2 separate regions of the Homo sapiens genome follow, and region 2 is linked to region 1. A link is a loop called in an ENCODE intact Hi-C map of the cell type or tissue named here. Cell type or tissue: ascending aorta. All regions are shown on one strand.

Evidence for each region. Hi-C counts contacts between places; a loop is a spot of excess contacts. Peaks named below come from ENCODE experiments on the same cell type or tissue, not always from the same donor. Only the 100,000 strongest peaks of a DNase experiment are listed, where the experiment ranks them.
Region 2: a loop joins it to region 1, with 1.9 times the contacts of the local background. A loop is called at or near these places in 3 of 110 quality-filtered maps.

Annotation. Positions count from the first base shown.
Region 1 is chr18:58,857,912-58,860,411 of GRCh38, forward strand. No RefSeq gene overlaps it. Among named protein-coding and RNA genes, the nearest start is that of ZNF532, 5.7 kb to the right of the region's middle. RefSeq lists a silencer at 2,086-2,380. In ascending aorta, no CTCF peak of the experiment used is centred here; DNase peaks (open chromatin) are centred at 942 and 1,380; H3K27ac peaks cover 2,500 bases.
Region 2 is chr18:58,976,361-58,978,860 of GRCh38, forward strand. The region is part of intron 7 of ZNF532 (zinc finger protein 532); the gene reads left to right. Among named protein-coding and RNA genes, the nearest start is that of ZNF532, 110 kb to the left of the region's middle. In ascending aorta, no CTCF peak of the experiment used is centred here; a DNase peak (open chromatin) is centred at 1,022; H3K27ac peaks cover 2,292 bases.

The DNA.
Region 1 (2,500 bases):
GCATTTGTTTTTTGTTTATATATGTCAATTATTATTATTCATTTTTAAACTTTTCCAGAAATAACCAAGTTTTTCCAGAAACTTTTCCCAGTGACATGTGACTTCTAGTCTTTTGGTATTAAATAAGAAACCTCAAAAGAGACTTCAAAATAGTCATCGTTAAGTTTAGCAGAAAATGTTAAAGTATTTGATCATCTTTTATCTTTGTCATTGGAAAAAAAACCCCAAACCTTATAGGTGTTAATCCTGGTGTTCTGAGCACTTAACTTTTAGATTTTTTTTTTTTTTTGAGACAGAGTCTTGCTCTGTCGCCCAGGCTGGAGTCAAGTGGCGTGATCTCAGCTCACTGCAACCTCCACCTCCCGGGTTCAAGCAATTCTCCTGCCTCAGCCTCCTGAGTAGCTGGGATTACGGGTGCCCGCCCTCACACCCAGCGAATTTTTGTATTTTTAGTAGAGACGGGGTTTCATCATGTTGGCCAGGCTGGTCTTGAACTCCTGACTTCAAGTGATCCACCTGACCTGGCCTCCCAGGATGCTGGGATTACAGGTGTGAGCCACTACACCTGGCCAATACACAGGACTTAGATGAGGAGGTTGTGAAGGGTAAGGAGAGTCTTCCAGAAAGCGGGGCCGGCATGTGCGAAAGCCTGACAGTGACAGGAAGTAGGTGATATTCAAAGAACAAAAAGGCAAGCCTGGATCTTGAAATGTGAGGATGGAGGGGCAGGGACATGGGCAGGCAAATGGGTCGAATCGTGAAGAAACTTCTAAGTCACAGTTATAATCTGGACCTCATTCTAAGGACAATTGAGTCATCTGGAAACATTTGAGCAGAGGAGTGACAAGATGGTATCGTTGGAGAGATTCCTCAAGGTTTAGTGTGCAGAATGCATTGAACGTTGGCCAGGTTGGAGGCAAGGACTCAGTGACCAGTTCCACACTGGGATGATGGGCCTGAGGTTGTGTGTGCGTGATGTCAGCCGAGAGAAGGGATTGGGATCAATAGACACTTGAGAGGTGGAACCCTCCCAGCCTGTGGTGATGGAGCAGATGAGAGGGAATGAGGGTCGTTTTCTGAGAGGGCAGGTACTGTGGAGATGAATCTGGTGTGGGTGGGTGTCTCGGGCTGCGGTGCTGGAAACAGACCCTGAATAATCTTTGGAGATATAATTGTGAAGGACTGAGGAAGGCAGGATTAGAAAGGAGGAGTTGACCCACAGTGCTATGGTGATTGAGGCCTCAGCCAATTTACAGGGAGCTCTGGGGCTGGGATGGCCCTTCAGAGTTGGCCCAAATAAAGGCAAGAGGGCCAAGTTTTTCTATCTCTACATCAGCCAGATGTTGGCTGCTTCTTGGAAGTGGGTGTAGCCTTGGGCAAGACAGTTTCCAAGAACTGTCACAAGACGGTGGCCAAAGCAATTTGCAGTGAGGGAGTCAGCTGTGAGTAGTCGGCAGCCAATATTCTTAGCAGCTAGGGGATGAGGGTGTATACTCTGAAGAGAGAACCTAGACAAAACACTACTGTATCCACTACAATAGCAAAAGAGCTTAGGTTTAATTGGGGACATATTTACTTTTAGGTGCCTCTGGGTTCATTATCCATTCCTTAGTTCACTGATAATTAATGTCAGTTATGGGATGTACAAAGCATTGTGCCAAGTGGTGGTGATGGCAGGGATGATGAGGGCAGGATGGGAAGATGAAGTCAATATTAGCGCATGCATAGTGCTCAGGGTAGTGTCTGCACTGCAGGAGACCAGTGAGATTCCTTCTCAGGAGGAACTGGGTCCCCATTTCCTGTGTGTTCCCTTCTCCTTCAGGTAGGCCCTCAAAGGATTAAGCCTTTTCCTTTCTCAGATACCTCCCTAGGTTCTTCTTCTTTCTCTTCCCCTCCTCTAGGACTTAGAGAGCAGAGAACAAACCCAAACACAAGTTTCTTTTAAGGAAGCCCAGATGTAATATAAAAAAGTTACAAAGGGTTAGGAAATCTTATAAAGTTCTCTACAGATTTCTCCTTTGGCCCAGTTTCTGCAGATGAATCTTTACCAGGATCCCAATCCCCGTACTTCTGGCTCTCCTTTGACTCCTGAAGGGAGGGCTCATAGAAACTACCCACTTTTCTCTGTCCCTACCCTTCTCAACTCTTTCCTTGGACAAGGCCAGCTTTCCAGCATTTAGGCCTTCAGAGACAGCAGGAGGTAAGGATTAGTGGATTCATCCAGTAGCCAGGACCTAGGAGGTCATTCAAATATCGAGGGGCCTCCTAAATAATGCCCAATGCTGAGCCCAACCCCCACCCGCTTCGGGTCTCTCGGTTAAAGGCCTTTGCAGGCATTTCCAAACTGAGGTTCAGAAAAGGAGAGGTGGTTTTGCCACAGAAATCTATGAAATCACGAACAAAGGATAAGGGGAATCCTCTACAGTCTATTTCTGGCAGGCTAATAATAATTTAAACTTGGTTATGATTTCTTTCAAGCGTATGTTTTTGAATATAAAAA
Region 2 (2,500 bases), 120 kb after region 1:
GTTTTGATGTTAATATTACTACACAAGAAGAAATAGAATATTAAACCCGTCACCTTAATAGGAAATCGAATTTTCCTTTCTGTGGGGTCTCTTGTCCTATTGTATTGTTAGAAAGATACATTTTTCTTTATAATCTGTTAGGATTTGGTGAAGCAGTCTTGCTTTTAGAAAGATGACTTTCAGTTGATTTTTTTTTTCTTTTGAGATGGAGCCTTGCTCTGTCTCACAGGCTGGAGTGCAGTATCATGATCTTCTCGGCTCACTGCAACCACTGCAATTCTTCTGCCCCAGCCTTCTGAGTAGCTGGGATTATAGGCACCTGCCATCATGCCCAGCTAATTTTTGTATTTTTAGTAGAGACGGGGTTTCACCATGTTGGCCAGGCTGGTCTTGAACTCCTGACCTCAGGTGATCCAAAGTGCTGGGATTACAGGCGTGAGCCACTGCGCCCAGCCTCAGTTGATTTTTATATGTAGAAAATATAAAAAGCATTAGATACTAGATTTTTAAATATCTTTATTGAAATACAGACCTGTTGTTCATGACTTTAAAGCTTTAAAATAAATAAAGGCTCGTTACCTCTTAGTCACTCTTTTGCTGCATAAATGCTAATCCAAGAGGTTAGGGATTGCTGCTGGCCTATTTTGTGTAATCAAATCTTTATGAGAGAATATTTTTGGGGGGTGCCAGCTTGTTATTTGCTTTGTTCTCTCTTTCGTTGTTTCCCCCAGAGATGAACAGCATTGGTATAACTTTTAACTTGGAGAAGAAATTTTCTCCTTTGCCCTTGTTTGGATTCAAGACCCTTTTGAATATCTACCAGACTGATTTGGTTTATTTAAAAGACAGACAGTATTTTTCTATGCTTTTTGAATGGAAGTTGGCTGCATAACTTGACTATTACAAGAGCATTTCCTGAGCGATGTGTCCCATGCTGCCTGCCCCCTTTGTTAATCATCCCCGTGTTCTCGAAGCGTCCTGGGAGGCAGGCACTGTTGCAAGCCCACCTCACAGGGGTGGGAGTGGACATTCACGTGGGTTGAGTGGCTTTCACCAGGTCCTGTGATTCATGAGGCAGAGACCAGGTGCCAGCTCATCTTAGGTGCTGCCGGCCAGACTCAGCCACTCCGATTTGCCTGCCGGTTTGAACAAGGACATGTTTGTCAAGCGGTTATGGGAAAATGATTTTTAAAAATGTAATCAGTCTGGGCATGGTGGCTCACGCCTATAATTCCAGCACTTTGGGAGGCTGACTGAGGCCAGCGGATCACTTAAGGCCAGGAGTTCGAGACCAGCCTGGCCAACATGGTGAGACCTTGTCTCTACTAAAAATACAAAAATTAGCCGGGCGTGGTGGTGGGTGCTTTTAGCCCCAGCTACTCGGGAGGCTGAGGCACGAGAGTTCTTTGAACCCAGGAGGCGGAGGTTGCAGAGCCGAGATGACACCGCTGCACTCCAGCCTAGGCAACAGAATGAGACTCAGTCCCAAAAAAATGTAATCAATCATTTCTTTATCACATAGCTTGCAATCACTTCTTAGTATTATCTCACATGAAAACTTCGTCCCACTTCAGTCTTTAATGAGTTTAGAGCCAGATTTTGTTCCATTCATGAGGCTTGACAGCTCTTTAATTTCCTTGTGATATGACACTGTTTAGTTCCAGACTGCTATGCATGTCATAACCAAAGAATTTGTTTTACGCCACTAATTTACTTCAAAGGTTCTGCATGGAAATATATTCAGTTAACATAATATCTCAGCCTGAGTGGGAAACTTTTAAATATAAGGAAATTCGGCTTACCTACTTGACAGTGTTTGCTGTCTCTCTCTCTCTCATCCCCTAAGTATACCAGCAGGCAGCCTCCTTAAAGTTGTTTCAAAGTTCTGTGTTCTTGAGATTATCAAATGATATTATTTAAAACAAAAATCCTTCTAGAAAACTTCCCTTATATAATGAATAATTACTTAGTCATTAAAGGGTAGCCAGAGATTTCATTTAACATGGCATACTGAATAAAACAGCATATTCTATCTACCACAAATTAGGTAGTGGCTTTACTTAGTATTTACTGATGTATGGTTTCATATATTATCTTTTCAGTAAAAGATTTATATAATGTTATTTCAAATACCTGGATGTTTGTGTTGAATCAAAAACCTGTGTTTTTGAGAGAGAATTTTTTTTACCCTTATGATAGTTTAACCCATCCTCCTAAAATTAGCCCCATCATGGTTACCTCAGCCCTGTCCTCATTTTTATTATATATTTTTAAAAAGTTTTTTGGTTTTGTTACTGTATTCCTAAATACAGGTTGAGTATCCCTGAGCTGAAAGTTTGGGAACAGAAGTGTTTCAAATTTTAGATGTTTTTGGATCTTGGAATATTCAAATATACATAATATCTTGGGACTCTCTAATTGTGATATTTATTCTTGTTTCATACATACCTTATATGGATAGCTTGAAGGGACTTTTATAAAATAATTTTAATTTTGTGCA